2 separate regions of the Homo sapiens genome follow, and region 2 is linked to region 1. Evidence: chromatin loops called from intact Hi-C (ENCODE). Cell type or tissue: heart left ventricle. All regions are shown on one strand. Links, peaks and the distances in the headings refer to the core of each region. The heading gives the core; the rest is flanking DNA. Region 1 holds the start of LOC124901317 (a long non-coding RNA gene). Region 2 has its middle 4.1 kb from the start of MRPS10.

The links. Hi-C counts contacts between places; a loop is a spot of excess contacts. Peaks named below come from ENCODE experiments on the same cell type or tissue, not always from the same donor. Only the 100,000 strongest peaks of a DNase experiment are listed, where the experiment ranks them.
Region 2: it touches region 1 in a loop (3-fold over the local background); 44 of 110 quality-filtered maps call a loop at or near these places.

Annotation. Positions count from the first base shown.
Region 1 is chr6:42,545,383-42,550,761 of GRCh38, forward strand. LOC124901317 (a long non-coding RNA gene) reads left to right here and starts at 1,643. Exons shown (of 2, transcript XR_007059578.1): 1 at 1,643-2,957; 2 at 3,562-3,790. RefSeq lists an enhancer at 2,511-2,690. In heart left ventricle, for the core only: a CTCF peak has its summit at 2,386 (motif pointing left); DNase peaks (open chromatin) are centred at 2,389 and 2,859; H3K4me3 peaks cover 1,013 bases; H3K27ac peaks cover 301 bases; H3K27me3 peaks cover 400 bases.
Region 2 is chr6:42,219,277-42,224,655 of GRCh38, forward strand. No RefSeq gene overlaps it. Among named protein-coding and RNA genes, the nearest start is that of MRPS10, 4.1 kb to the left of the region's middle. RefSeq lists an enhancer at 5,231-5,310. In heart left ventricle, for the core only: no CTCF peak of the experiment used is centred there; no DNase peak of the experiment used is centred there.

The sequences.
Region 1 (5,379 bases), core at 327-5,326:
GCTGACAGCACCTGGGTAAGGGAGGTGCTGGCTCTGCTGACAGTGATAAACTGCAGCCCTGGGTACTAGAAAAAAGTGAGGGAGGGGGAGCTCTGAGTCCTGGCTGGCTCATTGTCCAGACTACACAGAGGAAGCACTTTCATACAATCATTTCACCACAAGCGTGTTTACTGCAGCAATATTCAGATAGAAATGTGTTGAAAATCGGAGCTCCAGTGGTGCAATCGGTTAGCGCACGTGGTACTTACACAGCAGTACATGCAAAAAAGTGTTGAAAATAACCTAAATGATCATCAATAGGAACTAAATTTTTTAAAAAAATCATATGTATCTGTGAAAAAGAATAAACAAGATAAAAGTTGAAAAAAGCAAGGTATAGAACAATTCATAGAGTAGGCCTCCATTTGCAAATTTTTAAGACATGATATATATTAGTGATATTATTTGTGTGTGTATGTTGTGTGTGTGTGTGTTTGTGTTTTGTTGTTGTTTTGAGGCAGAGTCTCACTCTGTTACCCAGGCTGGAGTGTAGTGGTGTGATCTTGGCTCACTGCAACCTCCGCTTCTTGGGTTCAAGAGGTTCTCATGCTGCAGCTTCCAAGACGGGATCTCGCCATGTTGGCCAAGCTAGTCTTGAACTCCTGACCTCAAGTGATCCGTCTGCCTTGGCCTCCCAAAGTGCTGGGATTACAGGCTTGAGCCACCGCGCTCGGCCTAGTTATCATTATTGATAATAATTATTGATAACAGACAATCATTCAGTGCCTTCTAAATGCCAGACTCATTTAACCCCCATTAACACTCTATGAGACAGATACTATTATTATGCCCATTTTACAGATGAAGAAACTAAGATCCAGAGAGATTAGTTAACTCTTCCAAGGTCACTCAGCTAGCAATTGGAGGAACCAGGATTTGAACATACATAAATATTTGTGTATATTCATGAATAGTTTATGGAAAGACATACCCAAGCCGGGCATAGTGGCTCACGCCTGTAATCCCAGAACTTTGGGAGGCCGAGGCAGGTGGATCACCTGAGGTCAGGAGTTCGAGACCAGCCTGGCCAACATGGTGAAACCCTGTCTCTACTAAAAATATAAAATTAGCTGGGCATGGTTGCGCATGCCTGTAATCCCAGCTACTCGGGAGGCTGAGGTAGGAGAATCGCTTGAACCCAGGAGGCAGAGGTTGCAGTGAGCCGAGATCGCACCATTGCACTTCAGCATGGGCAACAAGAGTGAAACTCCATCTCAAAAACAAAACAAAAAAAGGAAAGACACACCCCAAACTCTTAATGGTGATTATCTCTCTACAATGGTACCGAAGGTCTAAGGTCTTTTAAATTGTTTGAATTCTCTTTTTACAGTTAGGGTTGCCAGATAAAATACAGGATGCCCACTTAAATTTGAATTTCAGAAAAAGAACAAATTGATTTTTAGTATAAGTACATCCCATGCAATACTTGGAACACACTTAAATAAAAAATTATTTGTTATGTCTCTTAAACCCAAATTTCACTGGGTGCCCTCTATTCGTATTTTCTAAATCTGACAACCCTACTTTTAGCTAGCCTTCATTTGGCGAGGCCAGCAATTCCCTTCAAAGTGAAATATCCATTCTCCGGCAATGTGCCATAATCTGATAAAGCAGGATTTTAATAGGTGGCCTAATTCAGATACTGAAGTTATTCTGTACAACGATGACAAATTAATTAGGGGTAATTCAGAAACAACTGTGCTTGAAGCTCTGTCTTCCCTTGATTTTTTTGACTGAAAGGGATGTGCCATCAATCATGAGAAAATTCAGGCGCCCTCCAAGATGCAGTTTGGCTCTGCCTCTGCCCGCTAGAGGAATTCACCCTGGACCAGATAGAGGCTTTTGTTTTTCAAGCCCCCTACCACTAAAAAGCAGGCATAGATATTAATGGGCATCTTGGATCCACATCTGGGTATTAGATTATTAGAAGGGCATCAGAATTTGCATGCGGTCCGAACCAGCCACTGCCTCCGAAGCCTTGCAGACCACAGTGCCTGCTGCCCTTCCTCTGGGTCCATATCACCAATCAGAATATGAAGTGTGTCTCCTTAACTGCTGATGACCGGAGCCTTCTGGGAATTCCTGAGGGAGGGGAAGGACTTAGCCTGTGGCTTCTAGTCCTGAGGATGCTCCCTTTGAATGTCAGTTACCAGCTGCTTATGGAAGCTAAGACAAGGGACATCAAGTACTTCGGGGTCCCAAGCTGTATAACAGGAATCGGTCACGTTCAAACAAAAGCTAGCTCCAGTGCTGAAGAGGAACTCCAGAGATCGAAAAGCTCAGCCCCACGGAGGTTGGTCCCTCCTCCGGCACTGCGGAGGCCAGCCTGGGCAAGGGCGCCCCCTGCAGGCTCCCGGCATCGGTGCCGGAGAAGCACGGTGGACTCTGAGCTGCCGCCGGTTTTGTGGGTGGCTTTGCCTCCCTCACTTCTAAAACCTCCAGCGGTGGCGGTCCCCTTATACCCTGCCTGGGGGGGATACTTGGAGAGGAGAATGAGGGGCTTCTTCCCAGTGGGCAGAACCAAAGGCAGTACCGATGACTTGAAGCTGGGCTCTAGAGAGCAAACAAGACTTTCCTGTATTCAAATTCGCAGGCAGTGATTTATGTTTAGGCCACTGGCTTGGCTGCCGGCTGTGGATTCCATTGACTGGCGGACAAAATTAAGCTCCTGGTTCCTCACGTGGATGCCATCAGATCCCTAGTGAAGAATCCCGTGGAACAAAGCTGTAGATGTTCTGATAAGATGAGAGAGGCAGACAAGTGGTCACATGACCAGAGAGACCGTGGAGGAGTGGATGCTGCCTTGGCCTGGGGGAGGACCCAACGTATTTAGCAGTCCACGCACGTGCTACTCACAGCAGCCCTGTGAGCTTATCCTTTCCCTACCCTTTTCTGTGCCTGGAGGCACCGGCCTAAAGGTAGGTTATATTTCACTGCTGCCCTCTCATCAGAGCCAAAACTATGTTGTCACAATTAATGCTGAATTCGGTAAAAGCCACCACTAAGGAGATGTACAGAAAAACAGCATTCCTGATTTCTTAGCATCTGATTTGTCAAGAATGGGTTTATAATCTGAATATAAAATGGCCCTTCCTACTTGCCCATCTCCTAAGCAGCAAGTAAAGGAGGGTGGAGGCATTGACTCCTCACTTTATAGCTGAGGATTTTCACTGACTCAGGAACATGCATGAGGAAGCCTACTGTTCTATCACAAGCCATTTACTCTCCTAATTGCTTCCAACATATAACTCCATGGTGACAGACCAAAGAGTGAGTAACAATAATGGGGACAGGTAAGAGTCCCATCAATAAATTGCCAAAACCCCAAGTACATCTGGTGATGCTACCTATGAAGGGATCTGATAAATACAAATAAGGAATTTTGAACTTTGCTTTGATAAATACAAGTGAAGGATTGGGACAAAGAGTGGGAAAACAAGGGAAAACTAACAAGTAAACAAATGAGTCTAAACTAACAAGTAAACATATGAGTCTAAAATGAAATTTCCCTCTACCTTTTAGGTTCTACATGATGATGGTGACCAATCTGATGAAAATCCACTAAGTAAACTGGGACAGGAACTTATAATTTCACAATTCACCAGAAAGATGAAAGTAAAAATGAAAACTCTTTTTAACTAAATGGTAGATAAATTATGAACAAACTATCCGGGAATCAAATCATAAAGGGGAAGAGGAGGGAGGCCGGGGAAGTACTGAATATGACCATAAACACAAATTTACTACATCAGTTAAGAGATCTTTGATTGAATTTATTTTTTCCAGATCAGAGCAGTTTTTTGTTTGTTTGTTTTGAGACGAAGTCTTGCTCTGTCACCCAGGCTGGAGTGCAGTGGCATGATCTCAGCTCACTGCAATCTCCATCTCCTGGGCTCAAGCTATTCTCCTGCCTCAGCCTCCCGAGTAGCTGGGATTACAGGTACGCACCACCCCACACATCTAATTTTTGTGCGTGTGTGTATTTTCCATAGAGACGTGGTTTCACCATGTTGGCCAGGCTGGTCTTGAACTCCTGACCTCAAGTGATCCACCTGCCTCAGCTTCCCAAAGTGCTAGGATTACAGGCATGAGCCATTGTGCCCAGCCTGATCCTGTTTCTTTTTGTAATGGCGCCTCCTAGTCAAGGATCAGCCCTCAATAAGCATGGGGTTATTCCCTCCAATAGGGAGCAGCACAAGCTACAACTCTAAGAGACTCCTCATGTAGCACTTGTGGACAGACTGAACCCAAAAGGAGCAGACTGGAATGTGTGTAGAGAATAGCCACACTCAATTAATGCTAATTAACACTCAGTTATTTGCAGACCATATAGGTGTGTAAACTCAACTATGGAAGAGTACAACTATTAGCCATTGGCAAAAGCAATTGATGGAAACAAATGCCAACAAAAATTGGTGAGTAAAAATCCTAAATGACTGGGCCAGGTGCGGTGGCTCGCGCCTGTAATCCCAGCACTTTGGGAGGCTGAGGCAGGTGGATCACAAGGTCAGGAGATCGAGACAAACCTGGCTAACACGGTGAAACCCCATCTCTACTAAAAAAATATACAAAAAATTAGCCAGGTGTGGTGGCGGGCGCCTGTAGTCCCAGCTACTCGGGAGGCTGAGGCAGGAGAATGGCGTGAACCTGGGAAGCAGAGCTTGCAGTGAGCCAAGATTGTGCCACTGCACTCCAGCCTGGGCGACAGAGCGAGACTCTGTCTCAAAAAAAAAAAAAAAAAAAAAAAAAAATGACTGGGTATCAATTTTTAAGTACACTACTGCCCTTTCAATAGTTTTAAAAAATGAACACATTTATCACTTGTCTACGGTAAGTTTGTTTAACTGACTCAGCTTGGGAGCCTGGGAATTCTGTTCCTGCAGATTCTGACAGTGGGTGCCGTACTGGATTACTTTTCTAACAGTGAGAAAAGATAGGACAATTTTACCATCCAGGCAAAAGACCAAGTATCTTCTCTGAGAAATCTGACTAGACTAAGAGGAAAGATCAAAAGATACTGGCACTATAGATTTCCTGGTGAAACATCCCAGACAGATCACCCCACAAAACATTCCATAATTGATAAGCTCTACCCATGATTTCAGAGCATTTCATCAGGTTCTTAGTCTCTCATTCTTAAAAATGAACCAACAACAACAGATTGCAGTCTCTGATGTGAAAGATAGAGACCAAAACTAACAGAGAAAAAAAGAAACCTGGATAAAACAGAAACTTTACAGGAGGGAGGAAAATTTTAACAATACAACAACAACAACAACACAAAAAAATCTCCACGCCTATATTTGAAATCCTCAGATAAGATATTGAAACCTCAAAATA
Region 2 (5,379 bases), core at 288-5,287, 330 kb before region 1:
GGTGGATCACCTGACGTCAGAAGTTCAAGATCAGCCTGGCCAACATGGCAAAACCCTGTCTCTACTAAAAATACAAAGTCAGGCATGGTGGTGTGCACCTGTAATCCCAGCTATTTGGGAGGCTGAGGCAGGAGAATCTCTTGAACCCGGGAGGCAGAGAGTGCAGTGAGCCGAGATTGAGATTGTACCACTGCACTCCAGTCTAGGGAACAGAGCGAGACTCCGTCTCCAAAAAAAAAACTTATTCCATTTGTGCAAATCTTTAAAAATTTATTTTTATTTTTCCTTTTACTTTCTCCTCATCTTAAAGTCTGCTTCTATAATACTATATTGTCTTTTTTGTGTGTGTGTGTGAGACAGTGTCTCGCTCTGTTGCCCAGGCTGGAGAGCACTGGCTTGATCATAGCCCACTGCAGCCTCAAACTCCTGGGGTTAAGTGATCCTCACACCACAGCCTCTGGAGTATCTAAAACTACAGGTGTTTGCGACCATTTTTTATTTTATTTTTATTGTTTTGTAGAGACAGAGACTTGCTATGTTGCCCAGGCTGGTCTCAAACTCCTGGCTTCCAGCAATCCTCTCACCTTGGCCTCCCAAAGTGCTGGTTTTACAGGTATGAGCCACTGCACTTGGCCCATTTGTTCACATTTCTAAGCTTTATTTCCCCAAAGTGCTTTCACATATGCATTTTAGCCTAATGGAAAACTCTAGCCTTATAATCAGATCTGGTTTCTAATCCCAGGCTTACCAGTTAGTTGAGTGACTTTGAGCAAGTTACTTCCTTACCCTCAGCCTCAGTTTGCTCATATGTCAAAAAAAAAAAAAAAAAAAAGATAACAGTAGTTCCTGCTTCCAATAGTTGCTTGGGAATTCAATGCAATACCAATATATGGTGTTTAGTACAATACTGCCATGTAATGATACACTATAGATGTCATCCACTATTTGTGCCATTAAGTTTCTACCTCACCTGCCTCACAAGGTTGTTGAGAAGATTAAAAATAAAAAGATCAAGTTTATGAGAATATTTTATAGCATCCAAATAAAGAACTGTACAAATATAAAGTTGTTTTTTTTTTCTCCCCACAAATAGTTATTACTACCCTATTTTGCAGGCAAGAGAACCAAAGAAGAGGCAGAATGATTTGCCCAACATCACACCTATCTAGGAGATAGAAAAGGTCTAGGAGCAGAAACCAGTTTTCCTGCCCCTCAGGCTGGCCTCTGTTTACTAGAATTCAGTCCGTGTTGAGGTGTGGCAGAGATTCCAGTGTGGCCTTGCAACAGGGTATGGAAACAGCACACTTCACCTGTGTGCACTTCTTATTTATTTATTTTTGAGACGGAGTTTCACTCTTGTTGCCCAGCCTGGAGTGCAATGGCATGACCCTGGCTCACTGCAACCTCCACCTCCTGGGTTCAAGTGATTCTCCTACCTCAGCCTCCTGAGTAGCTGGGATTACAGGCATGCGCCACCACGCCCAGCTAATTTTTGTATTTTTAGTAGAGACGGAGTTTCTCCATGTTGACCAGGCTGGTCTCAATCTCTTGACCTCCTGATCCGCCCACCTTGGCCTCCCAAAGTGCTGGGATTACAGGCTTGAGCCACCACACCCGGCCTCACCTGTGTGCCCTTCTGCTGGACTCGGTGATGCCCCATGTTGGCAGGTTGCCCAGTGCCCTTCTCAGAATCAGTCTCTCTCTCTGAATTGTGACACTTAAGGGGATTTCTCTCAGCCAATGGGGTTTTCCAACAGCCTCCCCACTCCCAACTCTGTTCCTGCTTCCAAAGTTTGCATCGGTTTGTCCAAATGGCACTTCCGTGAGGCCCTTCACCCTGCCTCTGTCCCCTTTGAGTAGCCTCAGCTGGGTGAGTGTTCTGCAACTATAGTGCTTGCAAACGACTTTCACCTAAGTTACCTACTCTGATCCACACCAGAAGACATGGATTTTATCCTCATTTTATAGATGAGGAACCCAAGGTGAAATGACTCACTCAGGGTCATATGGTAAGTTAGTTACAGCTAAACCAATAACCATCTTAAAAGCAGTGCCTTTTCTACCTCTGCAGTGGGCTGGTGCTGATTCTATGATGAGGTTCGGTTCTATTTAAATCTCTTGGATAATAGGACTAGAAATACCCACCACCCTAGCACCACTCCAAAAGAAATAGGGGCTTATTTTTAAAGACCTGTGTGGTCTGGACAGCTCCTGGAACTGGAAAGGTATGCTTTAAACAGTCTTAGGGACTGGATACCCTCTTCACTCCTGAGGCCAAATGTGTTCTTTTTAATGATGGGCTTTCACTGCTTACCAATAGTTTCTGCTCCCTCAGGACTCTGCATGGCCACTGCTCTCTGCTTTTGGCTCATCAAGTTTCTCCATTCATACTCTCAAATGTGGAAATTTGATTTGGTTCTCTCATCTTCCTGGGCTGAGCCAAATGTGTCACCACACGGCCTAGGGGCCTAATGGTTTGGGATCAAGTGCCGACTTGCTAGGGCCTAGGTAGAACTCATTGTAAGGGGCAACATCAGGTTTTGCCCAGAGTAGGGCTGTGAACAGTGCTCTTTGGCATGAGGTGTGGGCAGGGACAGCGTTCTGAAGCTTGGCCTATCCGTTAAGGGTCTCTTTCCTACAGCCTAAACTTCCAGACACCCAACCTCATGTAGAGGAGCAGGAGTCCAATGATTCTAGATAGTTGATGCAAGTAAACCTTGCTTTATGTCCAGAAAAAATAAACATAGATACATCAAATATTTTACAGTTAATCATATTTTGATTGTGCCAGTTGTTCTGTTTTTAAAGACAGTCCTTTCCAAAAGATCCTCTCGTACATAAAGGAAGTAATCAGCTCTTTGGCTCCTTTTTTTATATTTATTTTTATTATTATTGTTTTTTTGAGACACAGTTTCACTCCTGTTGCCCAGGCTGGAGTGCAATGGCTTGATCTCGGTTCACTGCAACCTCTGCCTCTTGGGTCCAAGGGATTCTCCTGCCTCAGCCTCCCGAGTAGCTGGGATTACAGGCATGCGCCATTATGCCTGGCTAATTTTTGTATTTTTAGTAGAGACAGGGTTTCTCCATGTTGGTCAGGCTGGTCTCAAACTCCTGACCTCAGGTGATCTACCCGCCGCGGCCTCCCGAAGTGCTGGGATTACAGGAGTGAGCCATCACGACTGGCCCTTTGGCTCCTTTACACAGGGATATCTACAATTCAAAGATCACTTATGGTTCTCTTAGGAATATATTATTCAATTTCTTAAAATGTCTTCCTAATTATGCTTTGCTGTGTCAACATGAACTCTCATCCACATTCCTAGAGCACATCTCAGCTCGCTGGCGGTGGCTGAGGATGGTAGATAGGGAGTAAATGGAATTCAGGATTTACACACACATTCTCTCTCTGCCAAATGCACACATGGATGAGCGTACCTGGAGGACTGGCGAGTTAACTCATTGAACAAATAGTTGCTGAGCACCCGCTATAAATTGCTGTGTACATGTGGGTGATGGTGAGAGGATTCCGAATATTGATAGGTCTCTTCTCAATCCTGGAATTGAATCTGTTCCAAGGCCCCCATATGTCTTTCTAGGTATTAAATTCCTTGGCAGGAAGGAATCATGTACAGCCATCTTTATACACTCTCCTCCCCCTGTATAATACAGTATGGAATAATGGTGGCTCATGAGGATCGACTGACTGAATAAAAGTAGAAAAAAATCTTCCAATTAGGCCTCCAGAAGTAGACTTTAAATTTACAGCACTGGCTAAGGCACACAGTTTCTAGAGGAATAGCTATTTTATTTGGTATAGGTTGTCTAAAGTAAACAGCTAAAATTAAAGTCAAAAACCAAAAAAGGCCAGGCGCAGTGGCTCACACCTGTAATCTCAGCACTTTGGGAGGCCAAGGTGGGTGGATCATGAGGTCAGGAGATCCAGGCCATCCTGGCTAACACGGTGAAACCCATCTCTACTAAAAAAAAAAAAAAAAAAAAAAAAAAATTAACCAGGCGTGGTGGTCTGTAGTCCCAGCTACTCGGGAGGCTGAGGCAGGAGAATCCCTTGAACTCGGGAGGTGGAGGTTGCAGTGAGCCCAAATCGCGCCACTGCACTCCAGCCTGAGCGACAGTGAGACTCCGTCTCAAAAACAAAAAAAATCCAAAAGAGGCCAGGTGCAGTGGCTCATGTCTATAATCCTAGCACTTCAGGAGGCCAAGGCAGAAGGATTGCTTGAGGCCAGGAGATCAACATCAGCCTGGCCAACATAGTGAGACCCTGTCTCTATTAGTTTAAAAACAACAACAACCCCCCTTCCCCACCCCCCCCACCCTCCAAAAGAATCTAGATCAAGGTCTTGAATAGGCATTCCCCACTTAAAGCAAATTTATTTTTGTAAAATTCTGTAAACTTCTGTATGAAATCCAGAATTTGAAAGTTCTTCTATAGTTTTCTGTTGACCATGAAAAGTAAACATACATCACGCCTGTAATCCCAGCACTTTGGGAGGCCGAGGCGGGTGGATCATGAGGTCAGGAGATCGAGACCATCCTGGCTAACAAGGTGAAATCCCGTCCCTACTAAAAATACAAAAAATTAGCCAGGGTGTGGTGGCGGGCGCCTGTAGTCCCAGCTACTCGGGAGGCTGAGGCAGGAGAATGGCATCAACCCGGGAGGCAGAGCTTGCAGTGAGCTGAGATCACACCACTGCACTCCAGCCTGGGTGACAGAGGGAGACTCTGTCTCAAAAAAAAAAAAAAAAAAAAGTAAACATACAGCCAGGTGCAGTGGCTCACACCTGTAATCCCAGCACTTTGGAAGGCCGAGGCGGGCCTCAGACGGATCTCTTGAGGCCAGGGGTTCGAGACCAGCCTGGCTAACATGGCGAAACCTCGCCTCTAATAAAATACAAAAATTAGCCAGGTGTGGTGGTGCATGACCTGTATAGTCCCAGCTACTTGGGAGGCTGACCCGTGAGAATTGCTTGAACCCAGGAGTGGAGGCTTCAGTGAGCTGAGATCATGCCACTGCACTCCAGGCTGGGGAACAAAGCAAGGCTCTGTCTCAAAAAAAAAAAAGTAAACATACTTACTCAAATTTGAAAATGCAGGTTTAAAATGCAAATAAATCGGGGTGGACTTAGAGGAGCTGACCCGTGAGAATTGCTTGAACCCAGGAGTGGAGGCTTCAGTGAGCCAAGATCGTGCCACTGCACTCCAGGCTGGGGAACAAAGCAAGACTGTCAAAAAAAAAAAAGTAAACTTACTTACTCAAATTTGGAAATTCAGATTTAAAATGCAAATAAATCGGGGTGGACTTAAGACTTTGTGGAGGATTTAGTGTAAGACACCTGTATGTCACAGTGTGCTCCCTTGAAT